Linked DNA regions of Mus musculus: region 1 is linked to region 2. Evidence: chromatin loops called from intact Hi-C (ENCODE). Cell type or tissue: gastrocnemius. All regions are shown on one strand. Each heading gives the region's core, and the rest is flanking DNA. Links, peaks and the distances in the headings are about the cores only.

Evidence for each region. Hi-C counts contacts between places; a loop is a spot of excess contacts. Peaks named below come from ENCODE experiments on the same cell type or tissue, not always from the same donor. Only the 100,000 strongest peaks of a DNase experiment are listed, where the experiment ranks them.
Region 1: it touches region 2 in a loop (8-fold over the local background); 2 of 42 quality-filtered maps call a loop at or near these places.

What each region holds. Positions count from the first base shown.
Region 1 is chr2:3,633,873-3,640,275 of GRCm38, forward strand. The region is part of intron 1 of LOC108168726; the gene reads left to right. Among named protein-coding and RNA genes, the nearest start is that of Fam107b, 76 kb to the right of the region's middle. In gastrocnemius, for the core only: no CTCF peak of the experiment used is centred there; a DNase peak (open chromatin) is centred at 3,089.
Region 2 is chr2:3,571,987-3,579,945 of GRCm38, forward strand. The region is part of intron 1 of LOC108168726; the gene reads left to right. Among named protein-coding and RNA genes, the nearest start is that of Cdnf, 63 kb to the left of the region's middle. In gastrocnemius, for the core only: no CTCF peak of the experiment used is centred there; DNase peaks (open chromatin) are centred at 3,345 and 4,492.

The DNA.
Region 1 (6,403 bases), core at 1-5,000, 61 kb after region 2:
CGTCTCCACTTCCTAGGCTGGCATTTATATGGTGGGTTCTGGGGACCTGAGCAGCAATCCCTGCGTTTTGACCAGCGAGTCATTGCCTCAGAACACATACTTTTTAAAAATTGACTTTCCTCTGAGGTCATCACTAGTTCCTTTCCCTGCATCCAGTCAGATATAGACGCTCAGTTGCCTTCAGGCTTCTGTAAGGGACTGAGCCTCCATTCCATATTTCTTGAGTCTTGAAAGTTATGAGGCCCCGGCATAGTCTCACAAGAGACAGCTACATCTGGGTCCTTTTGATAAAATCTTGCTAGTGTATGCAATGGTGTCAGCGTTTGGATGCTGATTATGGGGTGGATCCATTGGACACGCAAACTTTATATGCCCCAGTACAGGGGAACGCCAGGGCCAAAAGGGGGGAGTGGGTGGGTAGGGGAGTGGGGCTGGGTGGGTATGGGGGACTTTTGGTATAGCACTGGAAATGTAAATGAGCTAAATACCTAATTTAAAATGGAAAAAAAAAACAAGAACAAAAAAAAAAAAAAGAAAGTTATGAGGAACGGGGCCAGGTGCTCTTTCAACCCCCAAAGTGCCCTAGACAATGCCAGTCTTAAGACACCTTCACTATGACAACAACACTCTTAAGTTCCATGAATTGCCCCAAATAAAATAATATTATTATAGTAATGGTTTAGTTTCAAAGACTAGTCTTTCTTCTGGGATTTTTCCTCAGCAGCTGATTTTTTTTTTCTTCTGCATTGCGTTTGACTTCAGTCAGTGATTTCCCTGCATCAAAGTGATCTTTATTGTTTTCTTTAATATTTATTATTGTTGTCTTAGTTATGGTTTCATTGCTGTGAACAGATACCATGACCAAGGCAACTCTTACAAAGAACAACATTTAACTGGGACTGGCTTACAGTTTCAGAGATTCAGTCCATTATCATCATGGCAGTGTGCAGGCAGACATGGTTCTAGAGGAGCTGAGAGTTCTTAATCTGTAGGCAGCAGAAGAGACACTGGATGTAGCTTGGGCTTATATATGAGACCACAAAGTCTGCCTCCACAGTGACACACTTCCTCCAACAAGGTCATATTAACTTCAATAAGACCACAGCTCCTAATAGTGCCACTCCCTATGAGCCAAGCATTTAAACACAAAAATCTGTGGGGGTCAAACCTATTCAAACCACCACAATTGTTATTTTTTAAATTAGTATGCAGCTTGTTGAGGTGCTATAAGCCTTTCATCCCAGCACATGGGTAACAGAGGCAAGCAGATTTCTGTGAGTTCCAGGCCAGCCAAGGCTATGGAGCAAGACCTTGTCTTAAACAACAAAAATAGCATACAAAGTAACAGGTTTTATTATAATAGTTCATACATATAGCTTTCCTTTGTGTGTGCAAATGCATGTATGGCTATGAGTATGTGTGAACACGTGTGTATACATGCATGTGGTAGCCAGGGGTTGGTTTTGGGTCGTTCTCTATCACTTTCCACACTTTTTTACCAGACAGGGTCTCTTGCTGAATCTCTCCCAGATTTGGCTAGGCTGGTTGGTCTGCAAGCCAGATGGGTTCTCTCATCTGTAGCATCCTGGTACTGTGGCTAAAGGTGCACACCAGTGCCTGCCATTCTCACCTGCCTTCTGGGAGACTGAACTCAAGTCCTTAGGCTTGAGTGGTGAGCACTTTACTGTCTGAGCATCTCTTCAGTCTCATACCTTGTTTTTGTTGATTCACACCCACACTGGTCTCCTCCTCAGAAGCCTCTGTTCTGCTTCATGACATACCATGTCTGTAACCTCTCCCTCACCCCTGCAACCCTCTTAAGACCTCTTTTCCATCTCTCAGAATCCGCTTTATAGTTTCATAACCTATTGCCTTACTTACATACACACAATACATACATACTCATACATACACACCCATACACACACATACACACATATACACTCACATGTACACAACATACACACATGTACACACATACACTCACATGTACACAACATACACACATGTACACACACATTCATATGTACACACATATACACACGTATTCATATGTCCACATACATTTACATGTATATACACATATTCATATGTACACACACACACTCACATGTACACACACACACACACACACACACACACACACACACACCATGAATTAAAGTCACTGGTCCACTTGTGAATGTAATATTTGGTTTCTGGGCCTGAATTACTTTTATAATGATTTTCAGTTCCATCTCTGTGTTTGTTTGTTCACTCATTAAGGTGATCCCATTATCCTTTTACTTACAGGAAAAAGTACCCTAATCCAGACCCAACACTGTTGCCAGACAAATCTTCAGGATGGGCAACTTTTAGTCCCTCTAGAGGCTTACACAACTTCACGAATTAAGTAAATGTTTGCATCATGGCTATCAGATACTCCACAATATACACAAGAGTTAATTTATGTGTCTCCTCCTCAGGACTAAGGGATGCCAGGGTTGCTGGTAAAGCTGTCTCTGGGCATGCTATGAGGGCATTTTCTTGTTTAGTTAAGCCATCACAATAAAGCTCTCTCTGTATGTCAGTCTGTGAGAATATTAACTGGTGAGTTTCTCTGGACAACACACATGCAGTATGGGTCAGACTATTCCCCCATGCCTCCTCTAAGACCAGTGCCCATTGCTTAGTGTTTACACAGGGTGCCACACATCCCTAGCTTTCTCTCACACTCCCCTTTAGTGTTCAGTGCACCTTGCACCTCCTGCTTCTGTCTGCTCACAGTGGTCCCAGCTTCCATGGCTTCACTACAGCTCTTTCCTGCCATTACGAGCCATGAAGATTTTCTCATCTCCCAGGCAGCTAAGCTATACCTTTCTCTGACACTCCACAGCCTGTGACATAAGCTAATGCATCTTTATGGTGACCACACGCATGCTTTGTAGTTCAAATTGTATGTGTCTGTCTTGGCCTCGAAGACATGACACTCTCCAGCCTAGTTTCCTGAGAACTGACGCTCTGCATGGTGTAGACACAACAAGCCAGCAAGGATACAAGAGAGCGAGCACATGCTGGAGATCAGACAGGCCTGGAGCTGGTATTATTAGTCCCATGCTGACAATTGGCAGGGCTGGAGCAGGCATCAACATCCAGTCTTGCACACTCTTGCTTCATTGAGGCCGCTATAGTTATGATTTAGAACATTGCCCAAAGACCTGTGAGTTCAAGCCTTGGTCCTAGCTTGTTACTTGTGAAATGTGGTAGAACCTTTGAGAGGTGAGGTCTAGGGGGAGGTTTTCTAACTGTTGGAGACATACCCCTGAAGGGGGTAGTAGGACCATAGCTCCTTAATTCTCTGTCCTGAGGTAAATAGAACTATGGGCTTCTCCTATGATAAACTGCCTTGTGCAATGCCCCTCAAGCCCCAAGAAATGAGGCAAGTCATAGACTGAAATATCTAAAACTGTGGGCCACATGAAACCTTTAATCTTTATAAGTGGATGATCTCAGGCATTTGTTACAGTGAGAGAACACAGACTAACACAGGTCCTAACACATGCAAGGAGAGAATAAGACATGTGTGGCAGCATTTTCCTCAAGGGATGCTACGTGGCTCAGTGTAGCTCATGTGAAATAAAATGAGATGACTTTTCAAACAGTACAGCACAACACATGTATGCATGTAAACCTATGATAGTTTAACCTGAGTGTTTATAAGTGATTGTTTAAAAAAATCTCAAGAACACAGGTATTCTAAAAATCCTTTCTTGTTTACCTTGGCTCTACTCACAATTTTTAGCATCATTTATTTTCCTTTTACCTAATTAAGAATTCTTTCTCTCTCTCTCTCTCTCTCTCTCTCTCTCTCTCTCTCTCTCTCTCTCTCTCTCTCTCTTTCTCTTCTTATCCTCCTCCTCCTCCTCCTTTTTAATTAGGTAAATTTTCTGACTGCCCTGGAACACACTAAGTAGCCTTGGCTGACTGGCCAGTGAGCCCCAGGGCTCCTCCTGTCCAAGCATCCCCAGCACTGGGACTATAAAGGTGTGCCTCACCCAGCTTTGTTCAAGCTCAGTTCATGCTTATGAAGCAAGCCCATGGAGCCATCTCTCAGTGCTAAAATTTATCGAAACAATTTTAAGGTTTGCTTAAATGTACAACAAAATTTTCAAGAGACAGAGGCCAACTGGTGAACAGAATTCCACTTGCTAGAAAGAAGGTTTGGGTCACCAAGCCACTACTGGGCTTCCTTGGAGTAGAGATTTCTTTAAAACTGCAGAGGACCATGGCAAAATTGACTGCTTCACTCTGACTTTTGTATGGCTCTCTAGAGCCCTGAGTGATCTCTTGCATGGAATGATCTTTTGAGGTGATTTTTAGCTCTAAAATCTATAACTCTGTAAACTACTTCATTTGTTATTGTTCATAAAAGTCACTGGCCGCATACTCTATTCTCACTTGGCATATAAAGTATCTGAGAAGTTAATTGAATAGTCTAGACTCATGTAGCAAGATGACATTCACTCTGAAACCAGCCTTGGGCTGCCCTGATACTTAGTTATATAGTTTTGGGTAGTGGTAAAAATGTCCAGGGTGGCAAAGGTCAAAGGCCAAGGTGCTGAGATGCCTCACTATCATAGTAAGGCATTTCTGGAATCTCAGGTGCTTGCTGACCAGGTTCTTACTGGGAGAAAGGAAGCTAAATCTGTGATCTAACCAAGGCTATGCAGCATTCTGCAGGTAGAGGGTATGGGAGTTTCGCACTCCCCAGACAAGGTCAGAGAAGGAAAAGCCCTGCTAGTAAAGGGAGTCTGCCATTTTGCACTAAGCCCAGGGCTTTGGGGTAATGTCAGACTTTGGCCTTAGTTAGCAAGGTGCTGGTACTTAGCTCTCATGAGCTGCAGATGAGGAGGTGTCCCTCAGTATCCCTAAGTGCTTTGCTCTTAACTCTGCACCACATCTTCTCATGCTGTGACTGTTTTCCTTCTGAAGGGGCTCTTGGAAGACAGGACCATGTACCAGGTCCTCATACTAGTTCAGTAGCAAGTGTGGCGTTGGTATCATATCACTGCTTATTGCTTGAATGACGTTTCCCTGGAGACAAAAGGTTGACAGTAGATTATAATAAAATCCTCTCTGGATTAAAGTTCAGAATTTGTTCAGGGACACTGATGGGTTTGAACATCTGGAGCATGTTAGCCATGGTGGTGGGAAGCATCAAACCAGCAGGAAGGTGTGGGTGGAGAGGGTGATCAGGCTAGGGGGAGATGCCTTCAGAAAGGAAACTTCATCTGATTCATTATAAAAGAACCCTGGACACTCCTAAACCCATACTCAAATTCACTGTAAGCTCTCACGAAAGAGAAACTGAGACAAAAGGCTTGTGTCCTGTTAGGAAGATCTGAGGCAATGCCAGAATGGGCTGAACTATCAAAATCTCATTCTGGGGCTTGTTGCCTATTGGTGTGTGTTTGTGTGTTGAGTGTGTATGTTTGTTTGTGTGCGAGAGAGAGAGAGAGAGAGAGAGAGAGAGAGAGAGAGAGAGAGAGAGAGAGGGGAGGAGGTGGAAAGGGGATGGGAACAGGGGGACAAGGACAGGGATGGTGACTGAGATGGAGATGAAAAGGGAGAGAGGGGCACACCTCCATCTTCATTGTCTAGAAATGGCTCTGTCAAGTTCTACCCAGGAAAAAGAACTGGACACAGCAACACAGATGGAAAGAGCACAAACTAGAAAACAGGACCTCTTGGACATACTTTTCAGTCATGTTTCCCCTCTCCTCACATAACACCACTGGCTTCTCGATAAGTTTCTCAAGGCTCTCCATGCTCTTGGCATTGTCTGGATGCTTAGGCTAGCCCTCAAACAGTACATATTGCCTGAGCGATCATTGTGTGTTGAGTGACAGATATTCTGTCCATTGTGCTGATTTCGGGGTTTCTGCTCAGGAATTTCTGAGTTCTCCCAACGCCATCAGATAGATACTGACCTTCATGGCCTTTCCAAACTAGAGTTCTCGGCATGTGTCTCATGCTTCTTCCACGGATTTGATCTGGAGATATATCCCACAAGGTTCCAGAGCCATGGTTACCCTCATTTTTGTTATGGAGAAGTGAAGCCTAAGAAAGAACAGGTTTGGTCAGGCTCACTCAGCCATGTTGGAGGGGAAATGTGGCTCTTCTGCCTCTCAGTCTCCTCTGTGTGATGCTGTCTTTCTGTAGTGAGGTTACCAGGCCTGTACTCTCAGCACTTATGAGGCTAAGGCAGGAGGATTGTGAGTTCCAGGCCAGCCTGGGCTATGCAAAGACTCCACCTCAAGAACTCAATAAAATATGATATAATAAAACAAAACGTTGATAAAGATTAGTGGGACATACATCATTTATTTGATTGATGCCTTAAAATCCCGGGAACCTTCACCAG
Region 2 (7,959 bases), core at 1,385-6,384:
TGATTTAAAGCCTTTTTTCTCAGCTAGTTTATTAAATAAAAGGTTTGTTTGTTTGTTTGTTTGTTTGTTTGTTTGTTTGATTTGCTTACTTGGACTAAGTCTTTTTAGCAATAAAAACTACAACTTGCCTGATAGCAAAGATAGAGTTAAGACATAATTTAAAACATAGTTCAGTTTGGCAGTCTGTAGCAATGGTTCTCAGCTTTCCTAATGCTGTGCCCTCTTAGTACAGTTCCTCACGGTGTGGTGACCCCAACCATAATATTATTTTCACTGCTACTTCATAACTGAAATTTTTCTACTAGTATGAATTGTAATGTAAATGTGTTTTCTGATGGTCTTAGATTACCCCTGTGAAAGGGTCATTTGACCTTGAAAAGCGATTGTGACCCACAGGTTAGAACCACTGGTCTACAACACTCTGTTAAGTGAGTGTATTTAATATAGCACTATGCTAAGTGCTCTAGGAGCATAGCTCAGTGGCAGGGCATTTGCTTAGCATGCACCAGAACCTGGATTCCATCCCTAGAACTGCCAGGGAATGAAACTTTATTGTTTGAATTCTGGTATTCTGAAATTGATCAGAAGATTTCACCAAACCCTGTCTTAATAGCATTAATTTTTTTTTTGTTAGTATTGTTAAGTCGACCCTCAAACAAGCAATAAAACCCAATATACTTGTTTAGTTTTCCGTGCATATCCATGTATAAATTGAGATATTTTTAGCGAATCTGAGTACACATCATGGCCAAGTTCATATAAGCTACATGGCCAAAAGATGAATCTACATTACCTTGATGAGGCTAGAAGCATACATTCTGTCAAGGAGGGAGGGCAGCAAGCCAGCCTCCACCCTCCACTGCTGAGCTTAGGAGCAATGAGAAGGGCTTGGTCTGATTTTCTGTTTTAATGGTTCCTGTGACACAAGGGACCAGTGTAACACAGTGGGAGTCCCAGGAATCAACCTTGGGTCATCAGGGTTAGTAGCAAGTAGCAAGTCCCTTCACTTACCTAGGCATCTTGCCTGCTCCAGCCTTAGTTGTTAAAACATAAGGGAAGGACCGTGTGATTAAGGAGTCATGTGACCAAGACTACAGACCACCCATAGACATTCAATACCGCCTAGGAATAGGTATATCAGAGTGATTGAAAACGAGGCTGTAAGTTGGAGAAGCGCCCGGAAAGATCCAAAGGCCCACAGAGGAGCATCTGGGATGCTACAGGGAGATGTGCAGCAGCAGGAGCTTTGGGGATTTTGTGCAGAACTATGTCGTGGACAGGGCTATGATTCTGGGGCGGGCTAGAGTTGAGAAGCTGGTTCAGTACCTCGGTTCTGGGTCAGTCATAAAAGGACGAGTAGGGGATGCTACAGGCAGAAGTAGATGCAGCCGCTGACCTTGGGAAGGCTGAAAGCAAATGAAATTAAGGGGCAGAGAGTGTGCAAAGAGGAGGCGAGTGGGCTTCTGTTGTGGTTCCAAAGCCCAGGGCTCACCTGCACAGAGCACCTACCTTCTGCCAGCCTTTCTCAACGCATTAAACGGAGGCTCTCGTCTAACCCTAGAGACGGTCCCAAGTCCACAGAGGGAGGAAATGACAGACTCAGGGTTAGAGTCGAGTTCTCCCCAACTCCCAAGTCCACCCTTGGAAATAGAAGGTGCTTCTATTCCTGATGCTTGAGACTTAGAACCAGATAGTCCTATACGAGGTCATTTCCTTTTCAAGTCAATTAGAGCTCCACATAACGCATATATGGAGTGTATTTATAAAACTGTGCAGCACATGGAAATGTAGCAGCTGGGCTAGATAGCCTTGGGTTCAATCCCCAGCACCGTAATGTATATTTATAAATGCATATATGTGTATGATTATAATTATTAGTTTAAAAAATAATTTGCATAACTTTTTTTTCTGCCACAGTGGCAGGCGTGTATCACCATGGAAAGAGATATTTTTCATTTTTTGTCAGAGACAAAGCTTTGCTGATGGCCGTGGGGGAACTTCTGATTAAAAGTGCCAGCAGCTTCTTTGTGACCTGGCACGTCTTCAGCGACGTGTTCCCCTAGGTGGATGGTGAATGAGCTAGCTTTCCTACAGCCTTGCCCGGTGGCTCATGTACTTCCCCTTTAGGTGTACTGATCCTCTTTCTGGAAGCTGCTTTGTTAGCAACCATAAATAATACTTACACTCTTTCTGAAGTTCAGCTTCAGAGCAACCTGAAATGAAGACAGACACCCCTGGGGTGTCTTTCGTTACCCTGGTGATCAGAAGGGAAGGAGGATCATTTCAATCTGACACAGACTCTAGTCTGAGTGGAAAGCTGAAAGTCATAAATATATAAACTAAGTTGAGGCAAAAGCATTTATCTGGGTTGCAGAAAGGCATATGCTTGTCTAGCGAAAAGGTGCTTGTTGCTCAAGGCTGACAGCCTGAGTTTATCCCCTACATTATACACACAGCACACAAGCATAAACCATTTTTTTTAATTTAAAAAGTTATCTGACCACTGGACATGGTTGGTTGTCTATGCCTTAAATCCCAGCACTCGGGAGGCAAAGGCAGGTGGATCTCTGTGAGTTCCAGGCCAGCCTGGTCTCCAAAGTGGGTTCCAGGACAGCTAATGAAGGCAGCTACACAGAGAAACCCTGTCTCAAAACCAAAAATAAAAACCCAAAACTTAACCAACCAATCAAAAAACAAAAAAATGAAAGAAAAAGAAAAGTTATCTGAAAACTATAAGTGATATTAACTAGACTTCAACTCTTCTTCCCCCTCCTCTTCCTTCTTTTTTGAACTAGTGTCTCACTATGTAGATCTGGCTTAGAGTTCACTATGTAGACCAGAATGGCTTTGAACTCATGGAGATCTCTCTGCCTTTACCTCTGCCTCCCAAGTACTGGAATTAAAGGCATGCACTACCATGCTTGGTTTCAACATCTTTTGTGTGTGTCCCTTTCCTGTTTCATGCTTGAAATCAAGGTAAAAAGCTTACAATTGGAACATGTTGTAGAGTTGGGAGTCATGATGTTCCATTAGTGGTTGTCTGTCTCACAGGTGAAGCCTCTCATAATTGGTGGAATCACAGACAGATCATGGAGTGAGGAAATGCTTCTGTTTATTGCTTTAGCTGAACGTTGCTGAGATGTCCCTCTGTGGAAACTCAGCACTGGCCCTAGGACCTGCAGATGAATGGACAACCCCTTAAATTGTTTGCATTCTAGAGGGAGAGACAGATGTAGAAGCTGGCAATATCAGCAGAGCATGAGAAGGCTAAGGTCTGGAGGCCTTACAAACTCAGGAGGGGCCTTGGGAAGATTGGGAGATAGGGCAGCTGGTAGAAGATTGACAGACAGGTTTCCACCCCACACTGCATCCTTCCCATATGGCAGGGAGTGCTTTATCCTGCGTCATCTTGGCACTGTAGACAGAATAAGAAAAGAAAGGCTGCAAGTGGCTAAGGTCTTTAGAGTACTTTTCATGTTTGAGAGAGTATATAGCAATGTTTTTTTTTTTAAAATCTAGTTCTCCATGTGTGTGTGTGGGGGGGGTGGGGTGGGGGGTGGTGAACCAGTCTGACACAGAAGAGGGAATAATTGTGGCTAGGAAATCATGCCTTCGTGTATTGAAACTAAAAAAAGTCAATGATATAAAAATGCAGGATAATAGGGTCCACCTTAGAATGACCATGGCATTTTGGAACAAGCTTGTTTTGCAGTCAGACATAGAACAGCAACCAAGCCAGGCCTGCAGTCTCACAATGGCCCAAGGAAGGATGCCGAGACTTGGGCAGTCATCGTTTCTCAGGGCATAGACCTTGGCTTTGCTGCCTTTGAGACAGCTATCTTCCTTTGTCCTCTTTATCCAAAACACAGTCTTGATAAAAGTTTTGAAGAGCCAAGTGTGTAAGTTAGAATGTCTGTCTCATCATAGACTCTGGGAATTAATTGTCAGAGTTGGACAGACCAAGCCAGATGCTCTCTATTAAAACATTATAAGTAGGGACCAGGGGAATGCCTTAGTAAAGTGGTGGCTGCTTCAGCATGAAGAGTTGAGCTTAATTCACAGGCATGGTGGTGCTCACAGACATGGTGGTGCTCACAGGAGTGGTGGTGCTCACAGGCGTGGTGGTGCTCACAGGCATGGTGGTGCTCACAGACATGGTGGTGCTCACTTATAATCCCAGTGATGGAAAGGGAGAGACAGGTGGGTCCCTGGGGTTAGTGTGGTCATCATGTTCCAGGCTAGTGAGAGAGCCTGTCTCAAAAAGCAAAGTAGATGCCTTGGGATGACGCCTGAGGTTTGCTTCTGGCTTTCACATACATGTTCTCACACATGTGTATGCTCTCATATATACATACATACACACCAGCATTCACGTGTGCACCCACATGTGCAGAAACACACACACACCACACATAAAGATCAGGTTGGCATGTGGGCATGTCAGCAGAGCATTTTCTTTCTGCTAATTGAAGTAGGTGGGGGGGCTCAGCCCACTCTGGGCAGTGAACCTGGGCTGTAGCAAAGATAGCTGAATGTGGGCCAGGAAACAAGCCAGCAAGTGATGTTTTCCACAGTCTCTGCTTCACTTCCTGCCTCCAGGTCCCTGACTTGAGTTATTGCCCTGAATTTCCTCAGTGATAAACTGTTACATGGAACTGTAAGCTGAAGCACACCCTTTCCTCCCCTAGTTGCTTTTTTGTTAGAGTCTTTTTATCTTAGTAACAAAATCCAACAAAGGCAGTGCCATTGGGAGAAACTCTGTTAGGCTACATATTGCTTTTTTTTTTTTTTTTTTTGTACAAACTAATTTGCTTGCATTCTTTTTAGAATGAGAACTGCATCTTTTTCTAATGGGTCTAAAGAACCTTAAGCTAGCTATAAAAGCGAGTGCGCTGTCAGGGATGCTTCCTGCTGAACATATGATTTGATGTGATCTTTAATAAACGTCCCAGTTCACACACTGAGTCATGACAGCATTTTAAATATATGTATATGCCATGGTGACTTCTTATCTGCCTTCCTTCCCCAGCTCTTCTATGTCATTCCTGCTGGGTTCTTTCTCTCTTCCTGAACCACACCCTCTTCTGCTTACATGTTACATATACTTCTTCGCTCCATTTCTATTTCTTTCCTCCCTTTCTCTTTGTTTAGTTAACTAAATGTTTTATTAACTAATTTTGAGTTTCTTACAATGTATTTTGATCATATTTATCCCCAAGTTTTCCTCTACCTCCAACTGAGATCCACCCTCATTTCTTCTGGATTTCATGTACTACTATATAAAAATTTATCAACTCTGATTTGTGTTGTCTTTGTATTTCTGTGCCCCTGTGGGGCACAGGCCATGTGGTATCTCCCATGAGCCACTCCCTTAACAAACTACTTTCTTTTCTCCACACCATGAATTGTACACAGCTTCTCAGATGGGAAGGTGGGGTGGTGAGGCTTATGAAGCCCTTGACACTCCATACTAGAATGCTGACAAGCTTGATCTTGCACAGGTTGTGGCCAGGCAGCCTCAGGTGCTGTGAGTTCGTGAGTGTAGTGGTCCTTCCTGCTTTCTCTTCTCTCCTCTTTCCTTAAAGCCTCTGCTTTCCCTACCTCACCCCTATTTCTACTTTCATAACACACACACACACACATGCACATACATGCACACACATGCACACACATGCATACTTAAAACTAAGAGCCTGAATGTGAGGGAAAACATATAGTATTTGTCTTTGTGAATCTTATTTTGCTTAATACAATGATCTCCAGTTCCATCTGCATTGCTGCAAAGGTCATGATTTTGTTCCTTCTCATGACTGATAAAACCCCAATGTGTGCATGTCCACCATGCTTTTTTATCTACTCATCCACTGATGGACATTTCAGCTGCTTCCTTTTGCTAGTGATCATGAATTTTCAGTGTGGCAATAAACACAAATGTCTGTGTGCTATGTTGATTTAGTGACTTTCAGACAGTATATCCAGAAATATTGCAGTTGGGTCATATGGTAGTCTTGCTTTTAGTTTTCTAAGGAATCTGCACAGTAGTTTCATCCGACATCCTCTTTTATCTACATCCTGGCCAGCATTACCATTTGTTTTCAGGATAGCCATCTGGACTGGGGTGAGATGGATGCTCAAAGCAACTTCAGTGTGCATTTCTGTGGTGGTTAAGGGTGTCAAGCACTTTTTCAAGTACTTATTTTTCATTTGTGTTTCTTCTTTTGAAAACTGTCTCTTCAGCTCATTGGCTAATTTGTTGATTGGAACTTAATTTTTATGATTATTTATATATTCTAGGTATGAACTCTCCTGACATATTGTTTGAATCGAAAGCAAATTAGAAACTCACACAATCACTGTAAGTTGTCTAGTTTCATTTTATGTACTGAGCAAGACAACCATCTTTCACTTCCTCAGACACAGAAGATGTTTGAACGAGATAGAGCAGGTCCCATCCCGTTCCATTTAAGCACTGGTAATTTTTCATGCCAGGCATCTCCTTTCAAAAGCTGTTGAGCATAGCATGGGCTTGTGCACGAAACACCTATACACTCAGTCAGGAATTTTCTAAGTCAGATATTCAGTTGAATGCCAACTGGAAAAAAAGAGAAACAGCTCCTTGGCTCCTCTCAGGATGAAGTAAAATGAATGGTCCTCATAAAACCGTGAAATTTACACTGCACAGCTTTGGCTCTTGGAAATCTTCCATAGAAGACTCCAGAGGCCAGCAAATCTGCAGAACTCTCAGACCCTGTAGAGCTGAAGGGAATGCACACTTCAAACCAGGAAAGAAGGCACACGTGTATGATTTAATAAAAACTGAAAGCGCTGCTTTCAAGCAAGGTTACCGCTGCTTAACAACTCAGTTTAAAATAATACCCATTCCAACCAAGATTGGCATGTCAGAGGGAGAGAGGTATAGAGGAAGAGGTTTTCCCATGTTTGAGTAGCACCTATTTCCAGTTATACAGTGAGAATCTAGTATCTCTTTGTGACTCATTAGTACTCTTTCTTCATTATTTTTTAAAGACAGGATCTTGTGTAGCCCCATGCTGGTCTTGAACTCCTATCTTAGCCAAGGATGACCTTGAACTCCCGATTCGCCTTCCTGCACCTCTATGGTACTAAGCTCTCAGCTTTGTGCTTCCAGACCAGGTTTATGAGCTATTGGGCACTGGCCTTCATGCATGCTGGGAAAGTACTCTGACAACTGAGCCATGTCCTTGACGTACTCTAACCCCAACTTTTACAGAGTAAGTATAAGTTTTATAGGCAATGCTCTTGACCATCTAACCAAAGGAGATTGTAATTGACAAGACTCTGACCCAAGAATATCTGCATCTGTTTAGCTGGCATTCCTGTCTTCTTCATTATATAACCTGGGGTCATGCATGCTTCAGCTGAAACCCTCTTTGTTCCACCACCACACTTGCTGAATATGCTGGAAACTTGAACATGTCTTATGCTCCAGGAGCCACAGGGGGCAGCTGAATGAATGTGCTGTATCCATCATGGGAAACTGGAGAGGATTTTTTCCAGCTAAGGACTCTGTTAACCTGATCTGAACTGTTGTTCATTTTCCACTCGCTGCTCTTCCTTTCCAAAGAAAATATAACTTGTTGACTTAACGCTTTTTCCAATATGCTCTCAATGCAGTTGGTTTTGTAATTCTGCACCAGGGGAAGTGAGAGGCTGGAAAGAGGAGGCAGTTAGAGGAAGGGAAGCCTCCACCAGAGCCACTAAGGCTGAGACAGGAGGTGTGGACAGTCTCATTCTGAAAATCCAGTATGTGTCTACCATGTTTAGTTAAATGGAGAATGACAGTTCAGTTGGAACCTAAGCCACAGGTGTTATTTGATTGTCTGTTGTAAGGAGAAATTCCTCTTTAGATGCTGCCTGCCTGGGGGGAAAATCAGGCCATGTAACTTAAAGTTTCAAATCTTGGGCTGAGGATATAGGTCA